3 separate regions of the Homo sapiens genome follow, and all the other regions are linked to region 2. Evidence: chromatin loops called from intact Hi-C (ENCODE). Cell type or tissue: dorsolateral prefrontal cortex. All regions are shown on one strand.

The links. Peaks named below come from ENCODE experiments on the same cell type or tissue, not always from the same donor. Only the 100,000 strongest peaks of a DNase experiment are listed, where the experiment ranks them.
Region 1: a loop joins it to region 2, with 5 times the contacts of the local background. A loop is called at or near these places in 2 of 110 quality-filtered maps.
Region 3: a loop joins it to region 2, with 2.7 times the contacts of the local background. A loop is called at or near these places in 3 of 110 quality-filtered maps.

The regions. Positions count from the first base shown.
Region 1 is chr15:56,819,684-56,823,683 of GRCh38, reverse strand. No RefSeq gene overlaps it. Among named protein-coding and RNA genes, the nearest start is that of LINC03065, 65 kb to the left of the region's middle. In dorsolateral prefrontal cortex, a CTCF peak has its summit at 1,770 (motif pointing left); a DNase peak (open chromatin) is centred at 1,783.
Region 2 is chr15:57,078,137-57,082,136 of GRCh38, reverse strand. All of the region lies in intron 4 of TCF12 (transcription factor 12), which reads right to left. Among named protein-coding and RNA genes, the nearest start is that of TCF12, 160 kb to the right of the region's middle. In dorsolateral prefrontal cortex, CTCF peaks have their summits at 1,520, 2,273 and 2,479; a DNase peak (open chromatin) is centred at 2,487; H3K4me3 peaks cover 1,628 bases; H3K27ac peaks cover 3,838 bases.
Region 3 is chr15:57,014,945-57,018,944 of GRCh38, reverse strand. All of the region lies in intron 3 of TCF12 (transcription factor 12), which reads right to left. Among named protein-coding and RNA genes, the nearest start is that of TCF12, 98 kb to the right of the region's middle. In dorsolateral prefrontal cortex, a CTCF peak has its summit at 1,739; no DNase peak of the experiment used is centred here; H3K27ac peaks cover 3,559 bases.

The DNA of each region.
Region 1 (4,000 bases), 260 kb after region 2:
CTGCACCCCATCCAGAACAACAGAGTGAGACTCCGTCACCAAAAAGAAAAAGCGTTTTAGTGCCTCAGAAAAGGGAAAAGGGTAGACAGCCTCTAGAATAGCTGTCCGATGTAACTTTCTGTGATGCTGCTAATGTTTTATATATTTGATGTCCAACATAGTGGCCACTATCCCCATGTGGCTTCTGAAAACTTGTATTGTAGCTAGTATGACTGAGGACCTGAATTTAAAAACCTTAATTATTTAAAAATTAAAGTTACATAGACACATGGAGCTGTTACCATATTGCACAGCATAACTCTAAAACAACAAAGTAATTTCTGACCTTTGTGCTTTGATTATTGTTCGTACTGATCTATAGCAAGACTTAGGCTTTGTCCAGAAAGGATTTTTAAATTCAGATTTAAGGCATACCATGAACTAAGATGGGGCCCTCAACTCATAGTGTTTTTTTCTTAAGAAAAAAGAAGATAACCTTACCACCTATGAAAGCTAGGTCATGATATGCGTTGCTCTACCCTGGAAGGGAGATAGTACATGGGTGAATGAGTTGCCCAAAGACTGCCCCTTCCAGTTCCAAGGGATTATGGAAGAAATGAGGAAGACAAGAAGTGAGAAGGCCAGAGGCCAGAGTCTTGGCAAGGAGTGATGGTGAGGAGGTGGTATAGTAGGTGGGTTGATAGATGAGCTTGAGCCATCACTCCTGGGCTTACATGGCCGGGATGTTGTACAGGTGATCTAGCAAGTCCCGTGTGTTCTGATGAGACAGAGGTTTTGAGAGCACAGAGGTACGCCAAAGGGCTCTGGTTAAAACAAAGAGGTACCTGAGTAGAAACTTTGAGATGGCCAGAAACACAGATTCCAGAGGAAATTACTTTACCTCAAAAAGCCAAACCAGAAAAATCAACCTTCAGTGGTCACCAGTCCAGTAAACAGAAAATCTAGCCACTTCACCTTTGGTTAGTGAGGATTCAGATAATATCTCTGCTGCGTGGGTCATCTAAATTCTTACAGACCCCACTAAACAGAGACAGAGTCACTAACTTGGAGGACAACAAAGAGATGGAGAGAAAATGTAAAGACCGTATTTTACCTAAAGAAACTAAAGATAATTTACATAAAGAAGGCATCTGAATTATTGAGCTGAACTAAGTTTAACTGAAGGGGATAAATTTAGGGTCCTTTTTTCCCAATTCCCTGTGGATGAGTAGATGAGTTATGGAGAAATACAGAAGCTATATTTTCCTCGCACATCTGAGTACAGAGTGAATGAATTTGTGACCCCACTACAAATATGTGTGGCTTCCTGCCAAGCCAGTGATGGACAGCAATTCTATTTCCAAGGCTTTGGCAGGGGTGGAGAATGTGTGGGGAAAGGGAGGATGCTAACTTCATGTACTGAGTCTGGGAGCAACAACACCAGCACCATGATGAATTGGCCACTTAACCCACAGATGCCCTCTCTTCAAAGGCACTAGCAACCTCACGTGGGAAGTACATTTTGAGTGTATCTGGGAGGGAGTTTTTCTCTTATCCTCTGCCTGGACAGGGAAGAGGTTGTAGATAACCCAGCTTACTGGTCCAAGAGCTTTGACATCAATGGGAGAGGGGGGATCTGGCAGATTATGGTGTCATTTTGGCTGTGCAGGCCCTAGTCATCTTCTCATGCAGGATCAAGGAGGCATGAGCTACTTGGACAAAATCCTAATATACGAATCTAAATCTAACATCCTGTGAGTCCTTTGTCCAGACAGGTCCTCAAGTCCTCTGTGGGCTACACCACCACCTGCAGGCCAACCCTGAAAAGTACATGTCCAAGAGAATGGAAGAATTACTGGGCTCTATTCTGTCCAGTCGAGACATCTGCATTATGCTTCAAGTGTTTGTAGTCCCAGAGGAAGAGCCCACATGATTTATCAAATATATTTATCAATTCCTGGAATTCATTAGACAATTCCCTACACATTTCTTTTCATAGTCTGTTGTAATAATTGACATGCTCAAAAGGGATGGAGGCTTTTCTTGGTTCTCAGATGCAGATGCAGTCTCCTAACAAGCCTTACTTAAGGTATTCCTGCCTTCCCCTGACCTACCTGACCCAGCCCAGTCCACGTGAATGTCTCCATCCACTGAGATGAGCAATATCTAGTGCTTGGAAGACCCAGCCCTGAAGTCTCCACCTCTGGGTTTCCTTCTCTAGGAAACCGGCTTTTGAAAGAGTATAATTGCTCCTCTTCCTTGGGATTAAGAATCACTTGTCATAGAGTTGGAGTGGCTAAATTAGATGCGGGAACTCAGTTTGCACCAGAGTCACCTTCCTCAAGCACTTTGGGTTTACCATTTCATACCCAATCCTGGGAGCCATAGACACACGAGGGAAGACTACAGCACTAATCCTGGAAATCATCTGCTGGGAATTTTGAAGATAGCCCGTCCTGGCCATCACTAATAGAGGTAGTCAGGTCTGGCAGGGGCCCACACAATTGGGTTTTTATGATATGTGAGTGTAAGAGGAATAGAGTGGTCAAGAATGAGCCTCAAGTCTATATCCTGAGCTGCTGGATGAATGGTAAAGCCAGGAGCTGCAGTGTATAAAACTGTAAGAAAAACAGGTTTGGGAGATAAGACCAAGTTCTATTTTGAAAATGTTCAATTTGAAATGCTTATTAGACATCTAATGGAAATGTCAAGTAGGTGGCAGAATATGTTAAGTCTGGAGCTCAGGGGAAATGTCAGGGCTAGAGAATATAGATCTGGGAGTTATTGACAGAGAGACAGAAATTAAAGCCATGGGACTGGATAAGATCTCCTATAAAGTGAACGAGTGTATTTAAAGAACAGAAGATGTTTAAAGAAATTAAAAAATGAGGAATAAGAGGAAGGAGCCAGCAGACTCAGAAGAGGCCAATCCAGGGACACAGGAGGAAAACCGAGACAGTGCGTTGACTCAGATTCCAGGTGGTTCACCAAGTGAAATAAAATCCACTGAGAGGTCAAGTAAGAGAAGGGCTGGGAAATTGTTCAGAGGATTTAAGACATGTAGAGCTCACTGGTGATCCTGAGAAGAATGGCTTCAGTGCAATCATAGGGAAGCAAACATGATTGGAGAAGACTGAAAAGAGACCATGAAATGAGGAAGTGGAGAGACACTGAGTATTGACAACTTGCTTTAGAAATGATGATGTAAGGAGGCCTGAGAAGCAGGAGGGAGTAGTTGGAGGAGGGTGTAATTCTAGAGAAGACAGGTTTTTTAAAGACAGGAGATATTATAGCATGTGTATCTGCTATGGGAATGATCAAACAGAGAGTGGAGATGTAGAGATGGTGGAGACAGTGATTGATGAAAAGAGCAAAGCCTTTGAGTAGGTGATGGGGAATCCAGGGCTTAAGTCACAAGGTCTAGGAGGACTAAGAGTCTAGGACAGTTTTTCCATCATCAAGGAAGGAAAGGCAAAACTTAATGAGAATGCTGGTGGGAAATGTTACAGTTGTCTTGTGGTTGTTTCTATTTTCTTAGTAAAAGCAGAGATGAGGTCTGTTTCAGCCAGCTCATGCTAGCTCAGTTCACTGAGACTCTGCCCTAGACACAGAGCCAAGTAATTTACCCTGACAACTGAGTTAGAAGAGCCCACGTGTCTTGCAAAAGGTTCTGGATTCTCAGAAGTGCCACTGCCAGATCTGGTACCTGTCCTTGAGAAAGGATGTCTGCTAGAGAAGCAAACACATGAAACGCTCCCACCTCAACTAAGAACCCACCTAAACATGTTAAGACTTTGTAGTCACCCAGTGAAAAACACCACCCAGTGGAGTGGAATGTGGAAGAAGAGCCAGACCTGATTAGAGCCTCCTCCCACATCAGGCTAAGGCTGCTGGCATCCTATAAAAAAATTAAGAAACCTACCTTAAATATTTTTTTTACCTTCTCCCTCTGTGCTGTGTTTTAAACTTGCTTGCTCACAATGGATTTTCCCAGTTTGTCCTCATATTTGGATGGATACTC
Region 2 (4,000 bases):
TATTTACACTCCCTCTTCCTGCCCCATGACTAAAGCCAATCATCTTTAAGGGTAAGTTCCAATTAAAAGTATAATAGTGAAACAATGTTTATTTAATAACTGGCTCACATATGTGCTAAATCCCTGGCCTAGATTCATTTCCTTGAAGGTGAAAGTAGATAAGCCACAGCTGATAGATCAGTGGTTCCTTCCAGGAATATATTACCGAATCTTCACTCATCCTCCCTAATTTGAGGTTTTGTGTAACAGTACTAACCATAATAGCATGGGCCGGGTGCAGTGGCTTTTGCCTATAATCTCAGCACTTTAGGAGGCTGAGGCTGGTGGATCACTTGAGGTCAGGAGTTCGAGACCAGCCTGGCCAACATGGTGAAACCCTGTCTCTACTAAAAATACAAAAAACAAAAACAACAAACAAACAAACAAAAAACATTAGCCGGGTGTAGTGGCATGCGCCTGTAGTCCCAGCTACTTGGGAGGCTGAGGTAGGAGAATCGCTTGAACCCAGGAGGCAGAGGCTGTAGTGATCTGAGATCACGCCACTGCACTCCAACATGGGTGACAGAGTGAGGCTCCAACTAAAAAGTAATAACTACTACTATAATAAAAATAATAATAGCATGAGCATACATTTGGCGATACCATTTGCCAGAACTTGGGCTAAAGGCTTTATTCATTTAATCTTTACAACACTATGAACTAGTTACTATTATTCCCATTCCACAGATGAGGCAAGAGGCACAGAAAATTTACACAGATCACCCAAAGTCTAACAGTAAATAGTAGGATGGGGATTTGAATCCAGGCTGTCTGTCCAGAGCCCACCATGAAATGCTGCCTTTCTAGTAATAACTGCTCCCCGATAGAACTATTGTGAACTGAATGGCTCAATGACAGGCTGAAGCCATACAAAATGAAGAATAAATCTGTTCAAACAGTAATTCATAAGAATAAAGGAATGAAAGTAGGAAAATGCAACAACAAAACAAAACAAAACAAAATTTAACTACCCAGTTTGGCAAATGGTGCTCACAACAGTGGAGACAGTCATAAGAGCTTTAGTAAACTGTTTGGACTGGGGGACTCTCATGAAGCCACAAACAAAATGGGAAATGGAAAAACCTCCGCTGCTAAGTGAACATCTACTGCAGACATTTTTATCTACCGCAGAACTTTTCTCTTGCCCAAGGTGGGAATAGGTACAGTAGTCTTCTGGGATGCTAACATAATTCCCATGGAAAATGCATACAGAGGCCTCAAAAAACCTAGAGGCAAATTTCTACAGCGTCAGAGCCAGTAGTTGAGTACCCTTATGTTAAAGTTTATGATAATGATTTGGCAATTATAGTTAAGAATTAATATTCATTATAATTAATTGGGAAAGGCTATGTAACTCCATTCTAATAAAAGGCATCCGAATGGCCTAGCTGTAATGCACTGACAATTGCAAAAAAGGAAATTATTCACAGAGATATCAAAATCTTTTGGGTCAGGGCCCTAAATCCAACATCAATTGAATGCTCAACAAGAGAAACAGCATGATAGGGGGCACTAATCTTCCTCAGGGACTCTGTGATTCGTTCTGCAGTACTGAAGCTTCCCAGAAATAGCAACTGAATGCAAAACGGCTTGTTAAGAGACAGACCTATTATCCCCTTCCTCAATTCCTAGATCTCTGAAATCAACAGTGATTATCTGGCTAAAGGACACAGGTGCCATGTGAATAATCCAACAAAGAACCGGCAATGAAGGAAGTCTTCATTTCTACTTAACATCAAAGGCAGACAGTACCCCTGCTTTCTGATGTACAGTATACAGTTTCTCTTGCAGAGTGCTCAGCAGCTGAAATGCTGGAACTCCCTTTGAAAAACAGAAAGGTTTCACTATCAAGTTATGAGAGGTAGGTGTAACTGTGAGTACATTAGATATACAAAACCTAACTTTTAGAGATAACCTTTAAATGATAAATTAGCTTCTTAAAACTAAAATATAATCCTGTCAGTAGAGACATTTATTTTCAATGAGCAGCTTACTGAAGTAACTAATCAGGTTTTTCTTGGAAGTGGAATACTTCCTCATTTTGAACTTCTGTAATTTTTCAATTTGAAAGAGCATCTAAATTATTTTTCAAGAAAGCTGCTGTTTTAATTTGAGAAAGCGTTTTTAGAATGATCTTTAAGTCTCCTTAAATATACCAAAATCACAGATTTAGAATCTGTGAGTCTTCCTATTAATATGTTAATACTTTATAGATTTATTTAAAGAAAATATCTCTTCAGGTTAGTCCTTATTGCTACAAAGAACAAAGGAATTAAATTCTAAATACACTACCCTCTCATTTCCATAGCACTTTTGTAACTAAAGACCATTTTACTTATTTCTGCATGGTTGTCAGTCTCCTTTCACTGAAAAAATCAGTAAGTAAAGGCATTTCCTTCTCTAACCACGTTAGAGAACAAGGCTGAGGAACAACCGCCAGGGGCTACTCATTCACCAGTTTGAGAAACATCTACTAGAATTGAATAAAATCACACAGCGGAGGGATTTTGTGGTTATTTGTGTGTCCAGATATACTGACTCGTATCTTACGTCAATTGATCTAATCAAACTATGTGAATTTATAAAAAATGAAAGCAGAAAAAGTACTGTTCCACTCCATCCCTACTCTACCAAAAAGCATGGTTTGTATCCTGGAGTGAGCATGAGATGTGGAAGTGCCAGCAATTCTCATGGATTTTTTAATGCTTCTCAGTGGAAGCATCTCCTTCCATGGCCATGATTCTAGTGTGAGAAATAGTATTCTTCATATAACATGGTATGAAAACACAAGTCAGCATCTTCACCTAGTACACAATCAAAGAAATAACTATCTGATCCATTACCAGAGAAAAACTCTATTCTGATGTGTGTATGTAAACTGTGAAGCACGTTTAAGTGGCATTACTTTATTGGAATAGTTTCAGCTAATACATGTAATTAAAAGTAAAAAGCAGTTATTTCCTAAAAAATAAAATTACACTTCAATTCAGACATTTAGTCCAAACTGATACTGCTTTACTGTATTTGCACCCAATACAAACTTTTCACATACTTACGAAAATATAATGAGTTAATTACATTTGCACATAATATAAAATTTTCAGATACTTACAAATATAGAAGACCAGCATTACTTTGATAACAAAAGGTCACAGCATTACCTTTCTTTTCTTATACCCTTCCTAAGGAAACTAAAGCTAATTGTGATATAAACTGAGTTATCTATGTGATCAAATACGATGGTTTTCATCAGCAGCAATAACCGAAATGGATTTCTTGTCTGCTTTGAGTTCTAATATTTGTAATGCATACTATCAATCTATATCCTAAATGCCAGGTGTGCTTTTTGATACTTCATCTTCTCGTCTTACCTGCTCTCGATTTTTAGCCCCCATTTTCTCCTTCAACACTCATCTTATTTTTTTACCTATCTTTTCATGTCAATCTAGTTATTAATGAAATTAAAGAAATTAAAATATGCATATGGAAGTGTGATAATGCATATGTATATATGTGTAGTACTGCCTATAATACATTAGGCATTGTGCCAGATGATAGGATGCAAGAATAAATAAAAGCCTTTGCCTTCAAGGAGCTTACAGTCACAAGAAGTCACAAGAAGAGAGAGACATTATCTGAAAATATATTAATAAACTGAATAACCTTTTCATGAGGTCTGGGCCTGAGATGCATGTACCACATTATAGCTTCCAAGGTTTGATTAGTACCATTGGACTCCCTAGTAGTCTAGGGGACAGGATGATAATAAACAGTAAAAATTTAAATGAGGTACAAACCAGTCCGCCAAATTACAAGTTAAACTTGCTGGGTTTTGTATGAATAGTTTAGAAGATGCTAATACACCAGCACAGCTTCAAATGGGAGCACCAAAAGCAGAACAAATACTGTTAGGCAGGCAGAAGTCGCATTAAGATTTGCTAAAGAATACCCTAAAGCAAAA
Region 3 (4,000 bases), 63 kb after region 2:
TCTAGATTTTTATCAACACATCTCAGCACAGAATCAGAGGGTCTTCCTTACTCTAAAAAGAACCAGTAGTTAGCGTGGCTCATCAACATCCAAAGCAATAACTTTTGTTATTATTGTTTCAATCTCTCTCTTTTGTTTTTGTTTTACTTTGAGAAAAGAACTTTTATCTGAGGAATATGAGCCCTTTCAAATTATCAGGCCCCGGCTAGGGCACAGTGGCTCATGCCTGTAATCCTAGCCCTTTGGGAGGCCAAGGCAGGTGGAGTGCTTGAGCTCAGGAGTTCAAGACCAGCCTGGGCAACATGGCAAAAAATACAAGATGGGCATGCTGGCACGTGCATGTAGTCCCAGCTACTCAGGAGACTGAGGTGAGAGGCTGGCTTGACCCCGAGAAGCACATGTTGCGGTGAGCCGAGATCTTGCCACTGCACTCCAGCCTGGGCGATAGAGCTAGGCCCCATCTCAAAAAAATAAAAATAAAAATAAATAAATAAATCCGGCCCAGAGAGGCATTAAAATGAGACAGCAATTACATCCTACTTCCTGCCTCTTGAGCTATGCAGTCATCTGTTGAAACTGCTTGCTATTGCAACAAGTAGCTATAAATTAACCTAATGCCACACACATAGCTTAACAATGTATAGCCAATCACTAATCAATGTTATTTCTGTAAACTAACAAAAATTCCTAACAACTTTGTATCAGTCCACCTGTTTTGCCTCTAAAAATTCACCTGTAACTGCTGCTAATCAATGTGTATATTCAGAGCAACTTGAATCTATGCTCCCAGGTTGCAATCCTCAAGCTTGGCCCCAATACGCTCTCTACTTACATTAATTTTGCCTCAGCTTCTTCCTTTTAGGTCGACACTTTAGTGTCCTAAATTACTTTTTGACTGGCTTTCCAAGATCCTTCTACTAAAATGTAAAATTCAACAGTAACACCTCAACCCTCACTGGGTGATTCTTACACTCCCTGGAGTTTGTGATACATGGAGGTTTACCAAAATAATCTGGTGTCCCTTGCCTTCTTTCCCAGATTATATTATGTGACAATCCCTTCTTTTCTAAAACTGGGTGAAGAAGAAGAAATATACATGTATATTTAAAGAACAAGTATGTAAGGCCACATACCAGAGTCACCAGGAATTCATTGCAAGGTATGACTTTTTAAAATCTAAAGAATGAGGCAATGTTCAGGCAAAAAAAAAAAAAAAAAGAAAGAAAATTAGACCTTCTCACATCTCCTGAGGTTGCTTACAGTTTAACTGGTGGGTTTTAAAAAATATTACCAATAATTCTGCACTGAACATCTTTGTATGCCTATTTTGATATACCTACTTTGTATACCTACTTTTGCACATATATTTAAAGTAAACAATGTTGGGCTAGCATGCTAAAGCAGGGCCCTGCAAACTTTTTCTTAAAGGAACAGTTAAGAATTATTTTTGGCTTTGCCCATATGGTTCTGTTGCAACTACCCAATTGTGCCTTGTAGTGCAAAAGCAATGATAGGCAATACCAATAAATATTGGTGCGGCTATGTTACAACAAATCTTCATTTACAAGAAATAAGCAGTGAGCCAGATTTGTCTCAAGGGCGATAACTTGTGACTCTCCTTAAGTCAGCTAGAGGGCATATACATTTAAATGGCATTGCTAGGCTGAAGGGTATATGCCTTTGAAATTTTTATTTACTTCTCAAATGGATCTTTTATTACATGGGGCTACGAGGCCCTCAAATGGACACTCTAGAGAGAGCACCCATAATCTCAGTGTCAACTGTGTCAAGGGCCTGAGATTTTGCCCTACTTGTAAACTAACAAGGTAGCCTGCCACCCTTTCAAGGATGAAGGTAGAAGACAGGAGACTCAGATCAGAGACAAATGACTTTATTAGTCACATCCCAGCAAGAATATATCAGCATATTTGCATCAGTTCCCTTATCCCCACTGTCATGACAGCAACACGGATGAGCCCAAATGGATGTCTGCATGCCCAGTGCGTTTACAGGAAAGGAAGCCTGAGTTTAGGAAGCCCAGATCTATAATGCACAGTAAGTATGGCTGACTTTTGCTCTGGAGAGATAAATTCTCTCTCCATATACACAGTAAACATACCTGCCCTTTGTTCCAGAGGGAGAAACTATGTCTACTTTCCATGGCTGTTTAGTATACAAGCATCCTTGAAAGGACAGTCCAAAACAAAGGCAGTCAGTGCTTCTGCTTGTAAAACATGGAAATGCAAGAGGCCCAAGGAAAATCACCTTCTAACAATATGTACCCTTTGCTTCTACATTGTCTTAGGCTCCCAGTCAATTTTTCTATAAGTATGCCATTCTATCAACCAAGCTGATTAATCTGACCAACAAAGGGAGGACCAAATGTATTTAATTTGCCTTATGAATTATGTAATTAAGGCTACTACAAACAGGAACTCTGAGCAGCAAGGTGAGGTCAATCTACAGTACTGACTTCCACTAGGTCCTCTAGGGTCTTGGACAAAATCAGCTAAACAAATCCCATAAACCATCAAAGTCTACCTTAGAAATTCAACTGGCTTCCTCCTCATGTTTCTGTGTTGACCTTTCCACTTAAACTAAAGCATTAATCCAGGTATAGGAAGATGCATTGGCAATTACACAGAATCTACCTTGTAATCTGTCTGGCCCATGAAGAAGTCCCAGGCAATTCTATCATACATAACAATTCTGGCTAGTGACTTGATGCTGACCTGAATACCTTTTAGAGATAAAATCCTAACACTAATCATTTCAGCTGAAGTCAGGGACTGATTTCATAATACCTATCCTAACCGGATGACTCCATCCTAGAGATAAACTACCTGCAGGGTACACGTAAATAATGAATGAGTCAGCCCCTCCAGGAAATTCCCCCAAGTAATCTAGGTTAGCCTGATTTTGGAGAAATCTCAGCAATCATATGAGAACTATATGATGTTTCCTTAAATACCTAAAGGTCTCTTAAAATCACTCTTACAATACAAGTCATTATGTTTCTGGTAAGGGGGCAAATTAATGTCTGGCTTCTATATAAGAACTAAGGGACCAAGAAGTCATGAGATCGCCCTGGAAAGAAGTGTTGTTTACAATGGTTGGAACTCCACAAGTAAGATATAAATCAGTCAGGGCACAAGCCCACAGTACTTCAAACAAGGTCTTCCATCAGAATAGTGTGGCTTAGCATTCTTATTTTAGTTCAAATAACTGAGTCTCTAAGTCCTTGTTTTTTTGGAGAAACTGTCTAAGAAACATGACATGGGGCTATGTAGCCCACAAATGGACACTCCAGAGACAGCACCCATAATCTCAGTGTCAACCATGAAGGGCCTGAGATTTTGCCCTACTTCTAAACTCAGCCAAACCTCAGCCAGCCAAACCTCTCCTGTTTGTCCACACAACAGCAAGGTGGCATTCAGCCACTTTATGGAATAACTGAGCAATGGCTACAAAAATGGGGGTGGGCAAGACATCTGAAGATATTGACAGCTATTTTGCATGGAAGGTTAGAGTGCTGGGGCCATCATTGGTTATGGGGAATGAAAACCAAAACATGGGCTGAGCCATCTGGAAACGGGTGGGAGACTTAGCACTATGTTAAATTTAAAGCATCTGAATTTTGGTTTTGGTTTTTCACTTAAGACAAGGTCTGGCTCTATCGCCCAGGCTGGAGTGCAGTGGCACAATCTTGGCTCACTGCAACCTCTGCCTCCAGGGCTCAGGTGATCCTCCCACCTCAGCCTCCTGAGTAGCCAGAATTACAAGTATGTACCACCATACCCGGCTAATTTTTTATTTTTTGTAGAGACAGGGTTTCGCCATGTTGGCCAGGCTAGTCTTGAACTCCTGAGCCCAAGCAATCTGCCTGCCTCACATCCCAAAGTGCTGGAATTACAGGTGTGAGCCACCACGCCTGGACTATTTAAGGCACTTGTAACTGTTGATAATAATCTCCTCCTCAGACTCAGACCCTTCATCTGGA